2 separate regions of the Homo sapiens genome follow, and region 2 is linked to region 1. Evidence: chromatin loops called from intact Hi-C (ENCODE). Cell type or tissue: IMR-90. All regions are shown on one strand.

Evidence for each region. Peaks named below come from ENCODE experiments on the same cell type or tissue, not always from the same donor. Only the 100,000 strongest peaks of a DNase experiment are listed, where the experiment ranks them.
Region 2: a loop joins it to region 1, with 4 times the contacts of the local background. A loop is called at or near these places in 1 of 110 quality-filtered maps.

The regions. Positions count from the first base shown.
Region 1 is chr2:48,720,428-48,725,427 of GRCh38, reverse strand. The region is part of intron 10 of STON1-GTF2A1L (STON1-GTF2A1L readthrough); the gene reads right to left. It overlaps LHCGR (luteinizing hormone/choriogonadotropin receptor), which reads left to right. Exons shown (of 11, transcript NM_000233.4): 5 at 1,732-1,806; 6 at 1,895-1,972. Among named protein-coding and RNA genes, the nearest start is that of LHCGR, 33 kb to the left of the region's middle. In IMR-90, no CTCF peak of the experiment used is centred here; a DNase peak (open chromatin) is centred at 2,087; H3K27ac peaks cover 2,088 bases.
Region 2 is chr2:49,246,653-49,251,652 of GRCh38, reverse strand. No RefSeq gene overlaps it. Among named protein-coding and RNA genes, the nearest start is that of FSHR, 95 kb to the right of the region's middle. In IMR-90, no CTCF peak of the experiment used is centred here; a DNase peak (open chromatin) is centred at 2,962; H3K27ac peaks cover 508 bases.

The DNA.
Region 1 (5,000 bases):
TCTGTAGTGATTTTCAAGGTTGACAATGGGTATGGGAGATGGAGGTCATAACACTTTAAAAAGGGTAAATCAGAATCTCTGAAGTGAATAGAGAGTAGGTGAAAGTGAGAGTGGCAATTCTGGTCTGACTCTCATCACGGGTTAAGAGTTTCTGATCTCCTTTATCTCATTTTTTTCATTTGTTCATTAAATGAAAACTTTTTAAGTATTGCCTTAAGGTAGACACTGTGCCATATAAACTAAATCATTATTTTCCACTTCCCATTAATTCTAACTAAGTCTGTCAGTTAGCATTAGAAATTGAGTACCACTGTAGCCTGCCACAATCATTGCCTTGTCAGCAATACCAAAATTCCTGAAAACTATGAATTTATCACTATGGATCTTTTCACATATCAAGTCATCCCTATTCACAAAGAAAAATTTGCGTCTCCCTAAAACAGACATCCCTCTTTTTTCTTTAAATTTCATAAACTCCTCAGAGAATGTAAAGCCCACCTCCCATCACTGCCCAAAAAAAGGAAAACAGAGAGAAGGGACATCTCTCTGGTACTTCACGTCATCAGTCTTGCTCTGGGGCCTTCTATAAGAGCTGCTACTGGAACTGGCATAGCTCCTTTGTTAACTCTAACACTGAACAATTCCAAACTCAGGTGTTCTGTTTTTCCAAACCTCCAGGGTGTCTATAGGGCACATAAGCATACGGTAGCATCAACTACTTTGAAAAAACATAAGAAACTCCCAGAACCAAATTTGACCACTGCAGCCTCTTATTATCTAAGAATCATTGTCTTTATTAAATAGTATTTTCATCCAAAACTGTGATATTCACCCAACCCAAGTACACGTTGCAGTCTAATCCCACACTGCTATCCCCAGCTGTAGACAGAGCAGAGATCCAGTGTGACCTGGGCTTTTGGATAAGAAGGAGAACCAGAGAGAGCCAGAAGAGAAACCTGGCTTTGTTTCATTGTCACGAGGGTGACAGACAGTTCATATTAGTTGTCCAGATCCCATGACTGGTGAATCTAAAACTCCAGTGGGGAAATCCAGATGCCTAGACTCTGAGGGAGCCCCATTCTTGTAATAAAATACTCTTCAATTTCACCTATCACTTAAGCCTCTCTCCTCTTCAGAGGCTAAATAAAAGGTGGGAAGAAAAGAAGAGCCTTGAATAGTCCCAAACACCAAAACAATGTTTAGTGATTTCAATGAGATGCAAAGAAGAACTTCCTGAATTGCAAGATAGCTAAATAAGGGAAGATTTTTAATAATGAGCAATATGGATTTATCATAAAAGATTAATTTTCTTGAAGTATTTGAATCAAAACCTGCTCCAAAATTTAAGGATGCTTTCTCGAACTATCAAGAGCTTGTAATAAACTAATTACCAAAAGAAAGTGGAATGCAATACGGGAAAATGTGATTGATTTAATAAGAAAAGACAGGCTACAAATATAAATGAAAAAGACCTTTAAATTTGGCCCCAGTCCCCAGGTCTCTAAATAGCAGTCATTAAAGCATCTTCTCCCACAGCATGAGGGACTTCTAAATTGCAACAATCTTTCTCAGCTAAAAGTAGTCCTGATAACACCAAACTCAATATTTTTAAATTTAATGTGAAAGTTGTATTTGCAAAATGCCTTTGTACTCTCTTTTTATCTTTATGTCTTAATGACAATCACTTTTACCCACTCTCTGCCCACACCACTATCCTGTCCCTAATCACAGGAGCATCTGTAACACAGGCATCAGAAAGTTTCCAGATGTTACGAAGGTCTTCTCCTCTGAATCAAATTTCATTCTGTAAGTACCAGGCTGATTGCTATGCATAACAGTTTCCTATTTGCAGCTAAAATTTAGAAAGTAAATATTTCTCATTTCTTTCCTCAAGGGAAATTTGTGATAACTTACACATAACCACCATACCAGGAAATGCTTTTCAAGGGATGAATAATGAATCTGTAACACTGTGAGTAAACTCCCAGATTTGTGTTCTGCCATACAGCCTCCTGCTAGTCTCACTACTAGGTTGGGGTGAGCTTTTTCTCATGTTTTACCACATTCCTCACTCACTGGTGACATTCTTCTTAACCTAAAATGCTAAGGGTGAAGGGAGTTGTGTAAGATCACAGCTGGGTCATATGTTCACATGACAACCAACCAACCAATTCAGTTTAACCAAACAGGCCCTGAGGATTTTTAGTGACTGAGTCTCAAACTTATGAAATTGTTCACTGCATTAATGGAGAATGCTCTAAGGCTGGGAAGACACAGTCTAGAGAGGAGTGGCTTTCCTGGCTTAAAAAGAGCATAGAAATTTCAAGATTTCAACAGAGAAGAGTTTGGAAGGATATTCTCCAAGTAGGAAAAGTAGTTGATCAATGGACCTTGCTCTGTCTCTCTCATTTTCGCCTTCCTCTTGGGTCCCTCTCACTTTGCTTCTGAAGCAACACTATCTATACTCATTCTCTCTATTCCTTAATGCTTAAAAATAATGTGTTTTTATTTGACAGTTACTCGTCAGGTTACCAGGCTATCCCTTTCATGGTGTTTCCTAAGGCCTCACTATTCAAACTATGAGCCATGATCTTCAGCATCTTCTGAGAGCTGGTGTATAAGTCCATTCTCACATTGCTATAAAGAACTACCTGAGACTGGGTAATTTATAAAGAAAAGAGGTTTTAATTGGCTCACAATTCTGCAGGCTTTGCAGGAAGCATGATTCTGGCATCTGCTCAGCTTCTGGGGAGGTCTCAGGAAACTTACAATACTGATGGAAGGTGAAGGGTGAGCCAGCACCTCACATGGCCAGGAGCAGTAGGAAGAGAGAGAGCAGGGAGATGTCACGCACTTTTAAACAATCAGATCTCATGAGAACTCTATCACAAGAACAGCACTAGGGGGATGGTGCTAAACCATCCATGAGAAACCACCCCCATGATCCAGTCACCTCCCACCAGGCCCCACCTCCAACACTGGGGATTATAATTTGTAATGCAATTTTGTGGAAACACAGATCTAAACCATATCCTCTAGTTAGAAATAGCTCACCGCAGACCTACTAACTCAGAATATGCTTTTTACAAGATCCCAAGTGATTCACATGTACATTAAAGTTTGAGGAGCACTCCACTAAGATAACTCAACCCATGTTCTTCACAGGACACTTGCCAGACTTCCTTCCCTCTGGAATCCCTGCCATACATCTTCACATGGGAGCCCTCCACTGCCGTACCATTCAGAAGCAGCATCCTGGGCAGCATATTTTATTTTATTGCAACTGAGTCTCGCTCTGTCACCAGGCTGGAGTGCAGTGGCGCAATCTTGGCTCACTGCAACCTCTGCCTCCTGGGTTCAAGTGATTCTCCTGCCTCAGCCTCCTGAGTAGCTGGGACTACAGGCGTGTGCCACCACACCCAGCTAATTTTTGTATTTTTAGTAGAGACAGGATTTCACCATGTTGGACAGGATTGTCTCCATCTCTTGACCTCATGACCTGCCCTCCTCGGCCTCCCAAAGTGCTGGGAAAACAGGCATGAGTCACCACCCCCCGGCCTCATTTCTTTATACCTAAAGCCCAGTGACCCTGATTTAATTCTGCTCCTAAAATCCATATCCCTCTCACTCTTTCTGCTTTGGTTACAGCCCATGGCAAAATTGTGATGAGGCAATAAAGGAGCTCACCCTTAAAGAAAAAAGAGAAAACATGGATTGGAATGACTCTGAAATGAAGAGATAGATGTGAAGCAAAAGAAGAGATCATCTCAGAGGACTCTCTTTTATATCACTGGATTCTAAAAATTGGTATCCTTGGTGCACTGCCTTTGTATAGTACTTTTACTTTGTGTAGATGTAATTTTACATGTATAATTGTCATGTTACAAAGCTGTGACCATGTAGCTTCATCTCAGATTAATGCAATCAAAAGAATACAGAGCAGCAACCAAAAATAATTTCAAAAATAACCCATACTCTTTACTTGCAACTCTCAAACACCAGGAAAGAGATTCTGTTGATCCTAGAAATATTTCTCAACAGTCTCTCCACTCCTGCCACTTCCCTCACACACCACAGCTCTACCGGCTGCTTATAAAGTGTTTTCAACTCACCATTGCATAATGGATCTGGAACTACTCATTCATCATGTCCCCCACCAAAAACAAGGTATTCAACAAACAAATTCCGAATGAGGTGATATCACATGCCTTAGGATTTGGGGTCTCCCCACATGTCTATATCAAGAACACAAAAGACACAGGATTAGATTCATGTCCTCGAGAAGTTCATAGTCTCAATGAGGGGGAAAACATAAAATAATAAAATAATAATACAAGCTAGTAGATATTCACTATGAGAGTGTGTGGTACCTAGAAATAAGATCTTAGAGAAGTCCTTTTGGGCTGGGGAAGTCAGAGAGGCTTTATGGTAGAGCTAACAGATTTGAATTAGACCTCATGGAATCAGTAACGTTTATATGGGTAAATGTGAAAATAGCAGCTAATATGTATGTAGCCCTTATTAAATACCTGCACTGTTTTTAAGTACTTTTTAAGTCCCATAGCAACCTTATGAGATAGGAACTATCAACCCTACTTTTAGATGAGGAGACCAAGGCATCAAGAGGTTAAGTATCTCTATCTCAGGTCAAGATTTGGTCCCAGACAGTATGGCTCCAGAGTCATGTTCTTAACCGTTATGCGGTACCACAACATACAGAGAAAGGCAGAGTAAGGAATCCAAGTGAAGAGATGGCAGGAGCAAAAGCATGGCAGGAGGAGAACAGGATGAGGCTACTACTTGGGAGTAAACATGCTGTTTAAGGAATGGAAAGTGAGTTTAGATAACTGGCTGAGATGGAGAGGACACTGAATTGCAGAGACCCTTAAGTGCCAGGACAAGGAGACAGGCTTGGAGGTAACTCTGGAAAAAGTAATAAAATAATCTATTCAATAGAGTAGGCTTTATTCAAAGATCACAAATATCCATGACTCCCTTCA
Region 2 (5,000 bases), 530 kb before region 1:
CATTGCAGCCTGGGTGAGAGAGAGAGAAAGAGCGGAAAGAGAGAGACAGAAAGAAAGAGAGAGAGAAGGGAAAAGAGAAGGGAGGGAGGGAGGGGAAGAGGAAGGGGAAGGGGAAAGGGGAATAAAAGGAGGGAGGAAGACATGTATGAAGAAAAATAAAAATTTGAGATGCTAGGCTGAACTATATGAAATTTCTGGCGTTTAACCATTTTTGCCCTATAAGCACAGCAATAGCATACGGTTCAACCGGGTAGAAACATGTTATTTGTCTAAGTGAATATTGCCTCTGGAGGAGAAAAAAGTTCGAAGTGCTGGAACACTGAACTAGTATTTGCCATCAAAAAAGGTTCTATAAGCAAGCAGTGTCAATGAAAGAAACCCTAGAGTTTTTTAAAGACCTTTTTAATATTCAAGATTAAGAGACCTGAGCAAATGCCATATCCCCATTTTGCAGGGGAAGTTTAAAGGGCCACTAAAAAATAAATGGACCCACCATAATGCAAAGCAATGGCCAAAGTGTTCCCCATCATTTACTGTCCAATTCTTGGCACCAAAGTTGATTTTTTAGAATGCACCCCTAGAGAATGAGAACATAGGAGGTAAACCATTGCAGAGATATAAAAGTTGTGAAAGAAAATGAATGATACCTAAGGGTGTAGAGAAGAGTAGAAGGGGTGTTGACTCACCAGACCTACAAACAGAAGTCAATAATGGCTATTACTGACTAAAAGAAATTTCTCTCCAAGTTTAGAAATCATCCAATTCAACTTAGTTCTTCTCTCACCAGATTCAAAACATGTGTTCCTACAGCACTAGCCCTATATGGTTGCCCCTTCTTCTCTCTTCATAAACCGTTCTCAGTGAGTAGATCTCTGCCTTATTAGAGGGGTTTTGGTTTTTTATTTTTTGTTTTCAATCCCAAAGACTGCTGTGAGGAAAGAAGAAAAGAAAATCAATGAGTCACCATGAAAGGAAGAACAAGAGGCTCAGTTCAAAGGGACACTGTGAAGAGCCCTACTCTTTCCCTCTCATGGGAATGACCAAGATACCCTATGTGGGCCCAGTCAATCTATTACTTAAATTCATTCAGAACCTGGAACTTAAGGCAATGTATTCCTATTTGATGTTTCCGTTTTTAAAACATATTCTCAACCATATTATACTAGCCCCATGAAATAGGTAGGAAAGGTGATGTTATCCTCATGAACAGAAAAGAAAGGTGCTTTATCTGTATATTGCTGATAAGGAAGCTGAAGCCCATGTATCTTCTCAAGATGTCACAAGGATTGCAAGAACCATAACTACAATCTGGGCCTTCTGACTGCTCAGTTTAAGAAATAATGTGCTTTGGATCTAGAGAGATCTGAGTGTCGACTGTGTAACTGATTGCTTCTGTAATCACCTACGCCTCAGTTTTGTTAGCGTAAAATTTGGTAATAGATTCTATTTCAGGTGGCAACAAACTGTGCTCAAATAGTTTTGGTCCTCTTTCCATTTGAGCCTTTCTTCCCACTCCTGGGCCTGCCTCTCAAAGGGAAAGAATGACAGTGTGGGAAAAGTAAAGTAAAATGAGTAGATATTCAAAATGGTTCACCATGAAAAGCAGTGAAGAAAAAGGGTTTTCTGGGTCAGAGTTTCAAACTATAAGGATATCTTTTGAAGTTTTGGTACCTCCTAGACAACGTTATCCAAATAGCTTATTTCCACTGTGGTTTCAGTCTGAAGCTGACATCTTTAAGTTTGTTCATTTTCTCTTTTAAATGTGAATAATATGCTTTAACCTGGGGATTAAATATGCTATAAAACCTAATTTAAAATAAAGATTACAGTGTACTTCCCCTTATCCAAAGGAAACAAAATATAAAAGAAACTGCCCTAAAGGTTAATAGGAAAAGAAATTGTTATCTTGATTCTTTTACCGATTTAAAACATTTCAATTCAAACCTAAATTGGATATTGGATTAACTTTAATGATAGATGATAATTTATTGAAAAACACAATGTGGTCATCTCTGAATTATCCTTATTTACAAAGTGAACTAAAGAAACAAAAACTCTAAAACAGTAGATGCCTCGAAGTATTTTCTTGTCATAAATGTCAGAATATGGGTAAATGTAGTATGATTTGAGGAAACACAAACTATTTCTTCATGAACATACACATTTTTCAGGATGGTAAACAGAGTAGAGTATCAATTTAGTACAAATTTTTTCATCAGTTTACCTGGTTGTCACCTCCACTCTAAACAAGACATTGAAAGAATGGGACAGGGGAATAATAGGTTTTAATGCAGCAACGCTGATTTCATAAAAATGCTCATTTCTTAGTGTTTTTGGACAGCATGAAAGTATGAGGTGAGGGAAAAGAGTCTACCAATAGCAAGCTTTCTCTATAATGTTTTGCCTGAATATAACATTGTATTAAAATGTGTAGGCTATTATTAAATGCTATTTCTCTAACATTTATAAGCTATTTATTCATTTTTTCATTCAATAAATATTTTGAGCACTGACTATTTGCCATGAACAGTAGAAGAGCTTAAGACGGAGAAAGGCTTATTTATTCACAGCTACTATTCTCAAAGAGCTTAGAAGGTAATTACATATAAACTTGTTTTAAAATAAGTTTACATAGTGGAAGTGGCATTAGAGAGTCACCAATTGGGTATTAAAAATTAATTGTAAGCATGTCAAACAATGAGACATTAGTTAAACAGGTTATGGTACATGTTGTAATGGAATGTGATAAAATCATTTTAAAAATTAGGTTCCTGAATTCTACTTAAGAGCAAAAACAAATGTTCACAGTACACTAAATGAAAAATCAGGTTTAAAACACTGCATCAGTTATACACTAACATTTGGTGACTTAAAATAACAATATATTATATCTCATAATTTTTTGGTTGGCTAAGCAGTCATTCTGTGGGATTCTCATGGGATGACTCACACAGCTGTGCTATGCAATGCAGCAACAGGGTTACTCAAGGCCTGGCTCATCTGGGACAAGTGGGATGACTGGACTTTTCTATAAATGTGGTCTTTTATTCTCAAGAAAGCTAGATCTGGAGCTGACCAAGTCTTCTGTTTGCTGGTGTCCCACTGATTTAAGTAAGTCACACGGCTCACCCCAGAGTTAGTGTGGGAAGGGACACTCTGCCAGGACTTAGCATACATGGAAGTTTGACACATTGGGAAACGTATAATCTACCACAAATTGCATGCCCTTTATATTCATATCATAACACACATACATTCTCACGCATACAGTCTGAAAGAAATACACAAAAATATTATCTTTGAGAGGGGAAAGAGGTTACAAATGTTTTATTTCTTTTTATTATACTTTAAGTTTTGGGGTACATGTGCATACCCCAGTGTGCAGGTTTGTTATGTAGGTATACATGTGTCATGTTGCTTTGCTGCACCCATAAACTCGTCATTTACATTCGGTATTTCTCCGAATGTTATCCCTCCCCCAGGCCCCCACCTGCCAACAGGCCCCAGTGTGTGATGTTCCCCTCCCTGTGTCCATGTGTTCTCATTGTTCAACTCCCACTTATGAGTGAGAACATGCAGTGTTTGGTTTTCTCTTCTTGTGTTACTCTGCTGAGAATGATGGTTTCCAGCTTCATCCACGTCCCTGCAAAAGACATGAACTCATCCTTTTTATGGCTGCATAGTATTCCATGGTGTATATATGCCACGTTTTCTTTATCCAATCTATCACTGATGGGCATTTGGGTTGATTCCAAGTCTTTGCTATTGTGCACAGTGCTGCAATAAACATACATGTGCATGTGTCTTTATAGTAGAATGATTTATAATCCTTTGGGTTTATACCCAGTAATGGGATTGCTGGGTCAAATGGTATTTCTAGTTCAAGATCCTTGAGGAATCGCCACACTGTCTTCCACAATAGTTGAACTACTTTACACTCCCACCAACTGTGTAAAAGAATTCCTATTTCTCCACATGCTCTCCAGCATCGGTTGTTTCCTGATTTTTAATGATCACCATTCTAACTGGCATGAGATAGTATCTCACTGTGGTTTTGATTTGCATTCCTCTAATGAACAGTGATGATGAGCATTTTTTCGTAAGTTCATTGGCTGCATAAATGTCTTCTTTTGAGAAGTGTCTGTTCATATCCTTCACCCATTTTTTTATGGGGTTGTTTTTTCCTTCTAATTTTGTTTAAGTTCCTTGTAGATTACGGATATTAGCCCTTTGTCAGATGGATAGATTGCAAAACTTTTTTCCCAATCTGTAGGTTGCCTGTTCACTCTGCTGATAGTTTCTTTTGCTGTGCAGAAGCTCTTTAGTTTAATTAGATCCCATGTCTATTTTGGCTTTTGTTGCCATTGTTTGGTGTTTCCGTCATGAAGTCTTTGCCCATGCCTATGTCCTGAATGGTATTGCCTAGGTTTTCTTCTAGGGTTTTTATGGTTTTAGTCTTATATTTAAGTCTTTAATCCATCTGAAGTCAATTTTTGGATAAGGTGTAAAGAAGGGATCCAGTTTCAGCTTTCTACATATGGCTAGCCAGTTTTGCCAGCACCATTTATTAAATAGGGAATCCTTTCCCCATTTTTTATTTTGTCAGGTTTGTCAAAGATCAGATGGTTGTAGATCTGTGGTGTTATTTCTGAGGCCTCTGTTCTGTTCCATCAGTCTATATATCTGTTTTGGTACCGGTACCATGCTGTTTGGTTACTGTAGCCTTGTAGTATAGTTTGAATTCAGTCAGCTAGCATGATTCCTCCAGCTTTGTTCTTTTTTGCTTAGGATTGTCTTGGCAATGCGGGCTCTTTTTTGGTTCCATATGAACTTTAAAGTAGGGTTTTCCAATTCTGTCAAGAAAGTCAGTGGTAGATTGATGGGGAAAGCACTGAATCTATAAATTACTTTGGGCAGTATGGCCATTATCCAGATATTGATTCTTCCTATCCATGAGCATGGAATATTTTTCCATTTGCTTGTGTCCTCTTTTATTTCAT